3 separate regions of the Homo sapiens genome follow, and all the other regions are linked to region 3. A link is an interaction called in ENCODE POLR2A ChIA-PET data of the cell type or tissue named here. Cell type or tissue: MCF 10A. All regions are shown on one strand. Region 1 has its middle 160 kb from the start of ZNF217. Region 2 has its middle 16 kb from the start of BCAS1-AS1. Region 3 has its middle 110 kb from the start of BCAS1-AS1.

What was found. ChIA-PET counts read pairs that join two places held together with the same protein. Peaks named below come from ENCODE experiments on the same cell type or tissue, not always from the same donor. Only the 100,000 strongest peaks of a DNase experiment are listed, where the experiment ranks them.
Region 1: POLR2A ChIA-PET joins it to region 3 with 8 read pairs; 8 of 35 experiments call an interaction of 5 or more read pairs at or near these places.
Region 2: POLR2A ChIA-PET joins it to region 3 with 5 read pairs; 7 of 35 experiments call an interaction of 5 or more read pairs at or near these places.

What each region holds. Positions count from the first base shown.
Region 1 is chr20:53,751,685-53,755,684 of GRCh38, reverse strand. No RefSeq gene overlaps it. Among named protein-coding and RNA genes, the nearest start is that of ZNF217, 160 kb to the right of the region's middle. RefSeq lists enhancers at 948-1,027, 1,058-1,107. In MCF 10A, no CTCF peak of the experiment used is centred here; DNase peaks (open chromatin) are centred at 2,094 and 2,384.
Region 2 is chr20:53,897,569-53,901,568 of GRCh38, reverse strand. No RefSeq gene overlaps it. Among named protein-coding and RNA genes, the nearest start is that of BCAS1-AS1, 16 kb to the left of the region's middle. In MCF 10A, no CTCF peak of the experiment used is centred here; a DNase peak (open chromatin) is centred at 1,768.
Region 3 is chr20:53,804,113-53,808,112 of GRCh38, reverse strand. No RefSeq gene overlaps it. Among named protein-coding and RNA genes, the nearest start is that of BCAS1-AS1, 110 kb to the left of the region's middle. In MCF 10A, no CTCF peak of the experiment used is centred here; a DNase peak (open chromatin) is centred at 2,092.

The DNA of each region.
Region 1 (4,000 bases), 52 kb after region 3:
AGGCTGTAGTGAGCCATGATTGTGCCACTGCACTCCAGCCTGGGTGACAGAGCAAGACCCTGGTCTCAAAAAAAGAAATGTGGCTGAGTGCAGTGGCTCACGCCTGTAATTCCAGCACTTTGGGAGGCCGAGGTGGGTGGATGTCTTGAGGTCAGGAGTTCGAGACCAGCCTGGCCAACATGGAGAAACCTCATCTCTACTAAAAATACAAAATAGCCGGGCGTGGTGGCGTGCACCTGTAATTCCAGCTACTTGGGAGACTGAGGCAGGAGAATCACTTGAACCCAGGAGGCGGAGGTTGTAGTGAGCCAAGATCACACCACTGCATTCCAGCCTGGGCGACAGAGTGAGACTCTGTCTCAAAAAAAAAAAAGAAAAGAAAAGAAATGTGTCCACAGTCACACAACTTTAAATGGCAATTCTTCATTGCACATGTGGGGCATGTGACTTCCCACTGGCATATTAACGTCACATAGAATATCTGTAAGCCCATTTAGACTCAAGTGAGGCATTCTGAAAGCAATTCCCCAGTTTAGTGGTATCCACTCTGTTTATTTCAATACGTGGCTCTCAAGACCATAATTCGAGAAAGATAGTTTATTAAGGACATAGCTTAATGGTACAGTTTATTCAAGCACCAGCATCTTTCCATGCTAAAAACTGAGTGAAGACATAATCCATTGCTAAAAAAACCCCGGTGCCTTTTCTGGGATATGTAGTCCATGGTATTTTTTAATGAGTCTCCAATGGCTACTCTGCCCCCCAATAAACTCCCATGAAGGAGTTTATGACCCAGTCCAAAAACTCTGGCCTGGTTCTATCACATGCTTAATTTTGCCTTCTTGGTGCTTCCTGTGTACCAAGTACTTCATATACAATTCAACCTTTAATCCTCATCACAAGCCTTTGTGTGAGCTCAGCAGCATCATGCCAGTTTTTTAGATGGAGACACAGAGACTCAAAGACATTGAGGATCCTCCCCAAAGTCTCACAACTAGTGTGTGTGGGAGCCACAGCATCACCACAAACAGGAAGTATGGCCCCACACCAGGGCTCCCAGCCAACAGAAAGGAGTCCATTGCATTTTAGCCCTGCCTCCGCTTGCCACGCAGAGCTCTTGAAGATCCCCTTCAACGCCATCAACCCAAAAAGGCAGCTCCTGCCCTGGGCTGTGGAGGGAGATCCTCTTTTTCTAATTAGCACAGAGTTCTCAAATGGGTTTGTGTTGGTGGCAGCCAGCTTAAAATGGAATGAATCCATGCCTAAGGGTATGTTTGCATGTATCACCAAGGCAAGGATGGCGACTGAGTTTTTCTTCCTTACCAGACTTCAATAAGTTTCTTCACCCCTCTATGCCTCAGTTTTCCCAACTATAAGGTGAGGATAATAACAGCATCTACCTCATAGGGCTGATGTGAGCACTAAATGAATTAATACTTGTAAAGCAATGTAAAGCACCTAAAATAGTGCCTGACATATATGTGAGCTGTGATTATTATTATTGTTGTTATTTTTACATCACTTTTGCACATGCTAGAAACCCATTATTTGCTACACACAGACACACACACACACACACACACACACACACACAGAGAGAGAGAGAGAGAGAGAGAGAGAGAGAGACAGAATTCCTAATTTGCATGTTTTGCATTTGGCCCAGGTTACTTTTATTTGTTTTCCCTTAAGCAAAGACCAACAGATCATCAAAAGGCATATCTAGATTCTGCCTTTTGAATTACTGTTGTAATGAAAAGGGACTCAACATTTAGATCAAAGTCTACATTTAAGACAACGTAGTCTAAAAGTTAAGCAGGGTGGGGCGGGGGTGGGGGGAATAAGAACCAATCCCGTTCTTTTGTTTCCTGCTGTGCTGTGTCATAGTTGTTTTCCATTCTCTGATTCAGGCTTCTTTCTGTAAATGAAGGGCACATCCCTGGAATAAACGGAGCCTACGATTGTCTAGAATTATTATCTGTGTCTGCAGAATCACATTGCCACCCACTCGCAGGGATCTAGTACGGTTCTCTAAGACCAACAGCTGCACAACCAGCTCAGGTAATAAACAAAGCAAAAATAGTCAAGTTCCTGGCAAGACTTACAAATGCTTCTGGCACGTACCTGATGACAAAGGCAAAATGAATCCCTTCCCAAAAGTCTTAAGTAAGGATTTGGGGTGCATTGTGCTTAAGTAAGCCTCCTCTCTGGATATTTTATTGAGCTTATCGAGATTTTTTCCATAACTTTTAGTACAAGATGAATCCTGGAGGAGATGCTTGAATACAACCTGCTAGGAACTATACTCGCCCTCACTGAAAGGTTGAGTAAAACAGACTAGGAATCCTAAACTCTCTGACCAATTGTTTACATGCATGAGTTAGCCTTTTATGCATTTTCTCCCGCATCTATAACACGAAGATTGTTTACTCTGACAACCTCCCGGGTTGCTAAGAGAATCGAATAAGAAATAATATGATAATAGTGCTTTGAAAAGGACAGTAACAAAACCTAACGTTTCGATCAAGCTTTCAAAGGACCTTTTCTTTATTTTATTTGATATATAGAAACAAAATGTTTTTTGTTTGAGCCTCATTTAATATGGACATATTCTAAAAGGTGATGGCACACAGACTGTTTCTAACACAATCCTGTAGCCTGAAAGCCCCAGAGACACTGACGAATTTTGCCAACAAGAAGACTATCTTATAAAGTTAAAAATCCCAAACTTAAGAAAATCATTTCCCCCTTGACAAGTCTTAATCAAAATCTGCCCATGCTGGTCATTTATTCTTTCAGCGCATGTGATTGAGATTCCAGTAATTAAGTATGCTCTTCTCCTAAGAAAAGCCTGTTTCAGGTTCATAACCAGGAAAGCTTCTCAACCGGAGGTGTTGCCGGCAGCCACCATTTGTTGAATTACTGGTGTCCCTGCAAGTGGAGATGAGGCAGAAGGGGGGTGCCTGTTCCCAGCTTTACCTACCATCACCACCTTCCTTGGGCTCCTCTTTCTCTTCCTATTTTCTACTTAACCCAATTTATAAGGAATAAGTTAAACAAAAGTAACAAGCAAGTAGTGAAACTTCACTTAAAACAATCTAAAAGCCAGAATGCAACCTGATTGTTTTACAATAGAGTAACCAAAGACCCCAATTTTTTTGCGCACAGTCTCAAGCATCCTCAAGGGCCTAGTGTATCTCTCTTAGGCTCTGGAAGAGGCTGGTTTTTAAACAGGATTGTTTTTCTTTAATATTTAAAGATATTGTTTTATGCTTTCATCTAGTATGATGTGTATTTTAAAGAATAGAATGTAAACAACATTAGTCATTTGGATGTTTCCTATGCTTTAAATACACATACACACATACACACACACACACACACACACACCACCACAGCAGTAAGCTGAAAGAAGAGTTAATAACTTTAATAAAAGTTAAATAAAAGAAGAGTTAATAACTTTAAACAGAGGTCGAGAGAAAGCATCAAACATTTATTTTTTGTTCAACAGGGAAATTTCAATACTGCTTTATGGAGTCTACCTCGTTCCGGGCGGGGTAGAATTCCAGATTGGCTTCCAAACATGATTTCACGAGGAATGCCTCGAACCAGGAAGTTCTTTCATGTTCTGAAGCCTCCTGATTCTTAGAAATTAAAGGGCTTTCTGTTTATTATGTAGTTGTTTGCTTGGGTGTTTGCTTTTGCCAGTTGACTTTATTTATTTTTATTTTAGATTACAGAAGTAAAGGAAAAACACTGTAGTATATATGACTGAAAATAGAAACTCACCCTTCTCTCCCTCTGACATGGCTTTCCCCACCCCCACCCCATTTTTTATTTACTTCCTGTGTTAATGGTAAGAGAGTATTCTTCTCGTCCTTTTTTAAATATTTTTACACATCTAAACACACACACACACGTGCAGATACATGTCCTTTTTTTAAACGTAGAGGAAATCATACAGTATTCACCTTTCTACAACTGTGTTTCAATCAACAATATT
Region 2 (4,000 bases), 93 kb before region 3:
TTCCCACTTTTATTCCTGCCCCCCTTTTCCACTTAGCCTTAAATTTTTTTTAATAAGAAATTTTTATTAACAAAAACAACAACAAAAAAAAAACAGAGTGAAGCACTTCACAAGATCTTGCCCAGTTTATTTTTTTAATCTGTAATAATGAGCATAACAGTTCAGCAATGGAATACTCACTCCAACAAAATCTCCAGATCTTTACATCCTGAGTCTGCGAGGGCTGGACACATGCCCTTGCTAATTATCAACCTTCTGAAACAGCTCAAGACATGGGATTAAAAACTGCTGTGGAATTTGAACTCACGGACATTCATCTGAGTCAGCTACTCTGAACTCGCATCTACTATAAGGACCTGAGCATTTCCTTCTCCCGTTTCCTCAGGACCTGCTCGGGGGTGTTCAGGGGAAGGTTGTCACAAACATACTTGCAATAAAAATAATCAAACAAATGGAGAGCATGTCTATTTCCGGAATTAGATTCTTTTGATAGTGAAGGAATCAAATGGGATAAGGGGCAGGGAGAAGTCAGGTAAGTCCAATATTACTATGTCCACATGCTTAAATTTCACTCCTCGGGGGCTTATTGTCCCTAACAATGGCCCTTTTAGCTATGGAATACGGGGAATGACTAACCTTTTTCTAGCCTGTCAGTGAGAACTACCACTATATATTGGTAAGTATTTCCGTACAAAATTCACTTGGAAAGGATATTGTTTCAAGCCTGGACAAAGCTCATATTGTCATGTTCCAGTTCCAGTTATTTTAGGCAAGGAAGGGGAATTTCCACTGCTCCCTACAATCAGTTTTGAGCACTTAGCTCTGAGTAATAACTTCCTTGTAATCTGTCAGAGCCCAAGTTATTTAACAGAGGAAAGAAAAAATCCCCTGATACTATGCATGAAATTCTTAGCCAAGCAAGCCACTTTAAGAATACATCAATTAGCTCAGGCAGGAGTAAAGACGTGACCTCATCCAATGGAGAGAATGCAAGCAACTTGATTCTAAAAGGAAGAAATGAAATGAGTCAATGCAAATTCCCAGATAGGATACAAAACTAAGAGTCATTTAATGTCAGTGTTGATGATAATAGTAGCTCCCATTCATAGCATACTTATCATAGGCCAAGCACTAGCCCATCCAAACCCCTTATTGCCCTGGTCCTATTAAAACTATTTAAGTTTTATTTTCAAGAGTCAACTAATGTATGCTAAATAAATAATAGTACAGGTGGCAACAGATATGGCAAAAATCCAAAGTAATATGCAAATGACAACTGGGAAACATTAACTGAACAATACCATTTCTATAAATACATAACAAATACACCATCATAACAAAGAAAGTAAATAAAATTACCGTGTATTGAAATTGGAGTTTAATTAAGTGCCAGCCATTTTATAAGCATTAACTCTAAGCCTCACAAAAGCCCTAAGAATTGGGAAGTATTGCTATTCCCATTTTACAGACATGGAAAATAAGGCTTATATTGCTAAGTCATTGGTTCAAGGTCACATGGCTAAAGTGGCAGAGCTGGGATTCAATCCCACTCTCGCCAGATGCCAGAACCCAGGCAGATGTTACTGTGGCATTATTGGCACTTGTGTCAAGCCCGGTGAGGGATTTCAGCAACCCTCAGTCTGGATGGTACCACACACTCCTCCAGGCAAAGGAAACGCCCACAGGCCACTGAAAAAAGAAGCCACTTCCTGTCCCTGCAAAGAGAGAACATCACCATCCTTGAGTCAGGTTCCTCACCATCTCTGGGCTCAGCCTCTCAGCTAAACAATTTATCTTTGGAGTGACAGGTGATGACTTAGTCACCCTGGCTCTGCCCTTCTCCCGTTTCCTATAAACCAGCTGTGTTTCACGGGTGATTTAGAGCATAACCACAGAACACATAGGCTTTTATGGAACAAGCAATAATTGGGCACTGCAGAGAAGCTGTCATGCCCCCCTCACCCATCCCCCCACCCCATTGGCAGAGCTAACAGCTCCCAGCTGCTCTCATTCAGCAGCACAGAAGCCAATTCACCTGGGAGATTATCTCCTCACTCTTAATGAGGCCAGCCTACAGCCAGTAACTGACTGTTCCAGGCCATGAAAGGCCAGCGCCTTTGCTTCAACATGAGCTAATGCTGGGGTGCAGTATCTGCTCCCGATACACGCAATGTATATCCCCAAGGCATCAGGCTGAAGCTAGACTCCAGTTCACAAAAACCTCTGCTTCGCTCCTTCTCCCACCGTGTCCTGCTTCCTTGGTTCCCACTCCCATGGGAGCCTTCCCTCACTAAACCACTGCCCCCAACCCCCATCCCCAGTGCTGCTTTCAAACCCAAAACACCACCCACCATGTGCCACCATGATGGGTACTGGAGACGTGTGTTAACTAAGTGGGATTTTTGAACTTCAGGAGCTCATACTAGTGAAGGAAACAGTTACATAAACCCAATAGAATAGGGTAAGAACTATAATAAAATGTGCATTCTTTTTACTCTTTCTCTTATTTTAGTACCTCTGTGCACCCAGGCCTATGATAAGCATTATTCAGACATTGTTCCATTTGATTCTGAGAACAAACCCATGAGGGAGGCACTGCAATTAACCCTTTTCATGGACAAAAAAAAACCCCAAGTGTTCACAAAGGTTAATTAACTAGCCGTTAAGTGTAGAGATGGTACTTGAACCCATTCTCTTTAAATTTCCTCGCTCTTTTACAGGGCGTCTTTCCCGCTTCTTGAGATCAGCCGTCAGCAAACCATGCTCCCTAGGCACTGCCTGTTTCTGCAAATAAAGTTTTATTAAAACACAGCCACACACATTATTTACCCATGTCTATGACTGCATTTAGTCTACGAAGGCAGAGGTGAGCGGTTGACACAGAGCCTGGAGGGTCTGCAAAGCTGAAAATATCTACGTCTCCCTTTTTATGGCTACAGGAGTAGCCAGCCCTCCTCTATTTGATGAGCTTCTGTTCTTCTTCAGCCTCAGAAAAAGAGAAACCAGGAATTTTCTTCCGTCCAAATCGAGGTTCTCCATCAACTGCTGCCTATAGTGGAGCCTGTGCTCCCTTTGCCCTGAGTCTGGGAGAACCTTACTCATTCACTAAGCTCCGGTGCAGCACTTGCTGGAGGACAAATTCACATTATCTGATTGGCCTGTGTTCCTCTTGCTGTTTCACCTACCGACACGTTAAAAGGAATTCTATCATTTCCTCAACGGATTATTCCTGTCGAGAACCACAACAAGGAAGCTTCCTCTTGAGATTTCAGCCTGGAATCCTCATTGTTCAAAGATATGCCATTACCTTTTAAATCATCCCCCGAGAAGTTCCTCTTCTAGCCTTTTATTTATGGAATTTCAATGCTTGGAAATGGTGATCACCTCCTCCCAGGGTTTTCTGCCACATGGCTTTCATACTTGAGCTCTTTTCATCTTTTCCCGTAAGTTAATCACTTCTTAATTGTGTTCTGTTGCCCAGTCTTTGAACTGTTGTCCAATCTGTTTGCATGCTGGGGTGATTACAATACAATGAGTATCATGAGCCTGACTGAGTCCATCCAGGACCAAATGGCCAGCTGAGAATAGCCAACAGGCTATTCTGTTTCTGAAGGCTTCTTCCTGTCACCAGAATGTTCTGGATGTGTTATTCATAGCTTGAACTAGCTCTGTTTTTGTTTTTTATTTTGGGGGGTTTTTGGGGTTTTTTGTTGTTGTTGTTGAGGCGGAGTCTCACTCTGTCACCAGGCTGGAGTGCAGTGGCGAGATCTCAGCTCATTGCAACCTCCACCTCCCAGGTTCAAGCAATTCTCCTGCCTCAGCCTCCCAAGTAGCTGGGACTACAGGCACACGCCACCACGCCTGGCTAATTTTTGTATTTTTACTACAGACGGGGTTTCACCACGTTGGCCAGGATGGTCTTGATATCTTGACCTCGTGATCCACCCACCTTGGCCTCCCAAAGTGCTGGGATTACAGGTGTGAGCCACCAACGCCCAGC
Region 3 (4,000 bases):
GTATTTCAGTGGCTTCTTAGATTGGTTGAAATGCAGTATAGTAGCCTCATTTGACAGACGAGTAGACTGAGGCTTACTGAGGTTAATAAACTCTCCCAGGTCACAAAGCCAGTGGCACAGCCAGGATTTCAGCCCAGACAGGCCACTCTAAGACTGCATACAGGCCGGGCGCGGTGGCTCACGCCTGTAATCCCAGCACTTTGGGAGGCCGAGGTGGGCGGATCACGAGGTCAGGAGATCGAGACCATCCTGGTTAACACGGTGAAACCCCGTCTCTACTAAAAATGCAAAAAAAAAATTAGCCGGGCGCGGTGGTGGGAGCCTGTAGTCCCAGCTACTCAGGAGGCTGAGGCAGGAGAATGGCGCGAACCCGGAAGGCGGAGCTTGCAGTGAGTTGAGATCGCGCCACTGCACTCCGGCCTGGGCGACAGAGCGAGACTCTGTCTCAAAAAAAAAAAAAAAAAAAAGACTGCATACATATTACTATCCTTCTAATTAAGAATTCGTATTGTGCCAGGCACAATTCTAGAACTAGAGATATAGCAGGGAAGAAAATAGAAAAAAAAAAAAAAATATATATATATATATATATATATATATATATATATATATATATATATATATATATATATTGCCCTCATGGAGTTTAACCTGACAGTGTTGAAGGCAGAAAATGAATAATTACATTACATAGTATGTTAGAAGGTGATTAAAAAAAAAACTATGGAGAAAAATAAAGGAAACAAGGGAGGGAAACAGAAGGCGATGGGAGCTGTGATCCTAAGTGGGCAGGGGAGTCAGGTATAGTACTCAGTGAAAAGGTGACATTTGAACAAAGACTGGAAGGAGGTAAGAGGAAGCCATGCAAAGGTCTTAGGCGACAGCATCCCCCGCAGAGGGTCAGTGACAAAGCCCAGAGGCCAGGGCACATGTGGGATGTCTGAGGAAGTCAGGGAGACAGGTGTTGAATGAAGGAGAGGGAGAGATGAGGTCAGATGGGCTATGGGGAGTGAAGGGGGATCCTGTAGCGCCATTTTACAGACTTTGGCTTTTAACCTGAGGATAACAGGAAACTTGCCAACTCTGTGGTCTTGGGCAGGTGAATTGATCTGAGCTTTACCGATTTTTCCTCTTCTGTAAAATGGAGCTGATAATATGACCTACCTTGTGGAGCAGTTTTATGAATTAACCAAAAATTATAATGACCAGTATGAGAGGATGACAGATGCCTTGCTGCTGGGTTTATTCTTTTTATTTTTATTTTTACTGGCTTTTTGTTTGTTTTTTTCTGAGACAGGGTCTCACTCTGTCACGCAGCCTGGAATGCAGTGACATAGTCACAGCTTACAGAAGCCTCAACCTTCTGAGCTCAAGTGACCCTCCTGCCACAGCCTCTTGAGTAGCTGGGATTGCAGGCATGCACCACCATGTCCAGCTGATTTTTTTTTATTTATCTTATTTTTTTATTTTTTTGTAGAGACAAAGTTTCACCATGTTACCTGGGCTGGTCTCGAACTCCTGGGCTCAAGCTATCTGCCTACCTCGGCCTCCTAAAGTGCTGGGATTACAGGTGTGAGCCACCATGCCTGTCCTATTTTAATTTAATTTAATTTAATGTTATTTATTTATTTATTTATTTTCGAGACAGGGTTTTACTCTTTCACCCAGGCTGGAGTGCAGTGGTGCAATCTCGGCTCACTGCAACCTTCACCTTCTGGGCTCAAGCCATCCTCCCACTTCAGCCTTCCAAGTAGCTGGGACTACAGGCATGCACACCTGGCTAATTTTTTTTTAATTTTTGTAGATACAGGATTTCACTATGTTGCCCAGACTTGTCTCGAACTCCTGAGCTCAGGCAATCTGCCTGCCTCAGCCTCCCAAAGTGCTGGGATTACAAGTGTGAGCCACTGCGCCCAGCCCTGGGTTTATTATTGTTATACAAATATCAAACTTTTTTTGCACTTTGGCAAGTACCTGGCTTTGTTCATGGGCCCGAAGGAAAGCATATATAAATATACAAATTACACTATATGTATGGCTCATGCAGAGTGGAAAGAATTTTAATATCCTGATGATTCATTGCCTCATCTATTCACTCAACAAACATTTCCTAAGTGCCTCTTCATGCCAGGTTCCGTGCCCCAGGCACTGGGAATTTGAGAAAGAAAGGACAGAGCCTCAGACTCCGGAGAGTTTTGCCTAGAGCATGGGCTGTCACTGGTGGCCCGTGGAGTGGATTTATTCTGTGAATGTGTGTGATTTATCAACTCTGAATGGAGTCATTTTAAAATCTGGAACAACTGCCTTTAAAGATAGACATATGTCAAAAAAAGAAAGTTCAGATTTCCAGTTCTCTTGAAAAATCAGGAGCTCTGGCTACCCTGAGCCCACATTCCTCATAGAAACCAGGCCAGGCCTGAGCAGCAGCTGCACCCTTGGACCCAGCACAGGCTTCCCAGTTCACTCTGGTGCCTTGGTTCCCGGTTCTTCACCCCCAACCCACTTGGTTCATTTCTTAGCCTTCTGTGGAAATTGAGCATTCTACGTATTTGTGTTTTGACCTCCAGGAAAAGTATCACAGCAGATGTAAGGGGCAGGGACAAAGAAGGCCATGATGACTCTGCTGGAGATCCCCAGGATGGCATCACAGAGGGAGGGATGCCAGAACTGAGATTTGGATACACAGCTCAGGAGGCAGGTCAAGGTATTCCAGGCAGAGGCACCACTTGTGCAAAAGCAGAGGGGCAAGCAAGTCTTAACCCCTATCAGTATCATTCACTGCTCCTCATGGATGCCATAGTCAGGTGAGGTCGTTTTCCAAGGCAATATTTTCCACGAGTGCCAGGGTTAAGCGGCTGTCAGTTTGCAAATAAAAACACAAATGGGAAAACTGTATACATTACAATTTTACCATGAAACACACTCAGATTGCATGAGTTTTGCAAAAGAGATGGATCAGAGGAAAGGGACAGGGAGGGAGAACAATGTAATTCATGCAATTTAGGGTTAGGATTATTTCATCACTGAGTGTGTATCCTGGGGTGAGCTGGAGGTCAGAGGCATGAATCCCTGGTTTCCTCAGTGGGGTCCTGTCTCCTTTTTACCTCTCATGGTGACAACGTCTCATTCCACTATGTGTAATTGTAGGGTTTAACGGTACAGAAATTTTGAATGATAGGAACCCAAAACACAACCCACCTTCTACATTTGATGCTGAACAGAAGAAATAGTGAAATGCAACAAAATTCGGGATAAACTGGTGATGTTAGACATTATGATCTCATATGTGTTGTTGTTTACTATAAGAGTACTTCAGAGTAAATAACATGACCAGGAGCAGTGGCTCATGCCTATAATTCCAGCACTTTGGGAGGCTGAGGCAGGCAAATCACTTGAGCCCAGAAGTTCAAGACCAGCCTGGGAAACATAGGGAGACTTTGTCTCTCCAAAAACAACTTTAAAAATTAGCCTGATAAGGCCAGGCATGGTGGCTCACGACTGTAATCCCAGCACTTTGGGAGTCCGAGGTGGGCAGATCACAAGGTCAGGAGTTCGAGACCAGCCTGACCAACATGGTGAAACCCCGTCTCAACTAAAAATACAAAAATTAGCCAGGTGTGGTGGCACACACCTGTAATCCCATCTACTCAGGAGGCTGAGGCAAGAGAATCACTTGAACCCAGGAGGCAGAGGTTGCAGTGAGCCGAGATTATGCCACTACACTCCAGCCTGGGCAACAAAGCGAGACTCCGCCTCAAAAAAATAAATAAATAAAAATTAGCCTGGCATAGGTGGCATGCACCTGTAGTCCCGGTTCTTGGGAGGCTCAGGTGGAGGATCACTTGAGCCCTGGAGTTCAAGACTGCCGTGAGCCATGATCCCACCACTCCACTTCAGCCTGGGTGACAGGGTGAGACTCTGTCTCAAAAAAAAAAAAAAAAAAAAAGTCTCCAGAGTAAATAATGTGAAGCAGGAGGAAATGTGTATTAATGAACTTGAA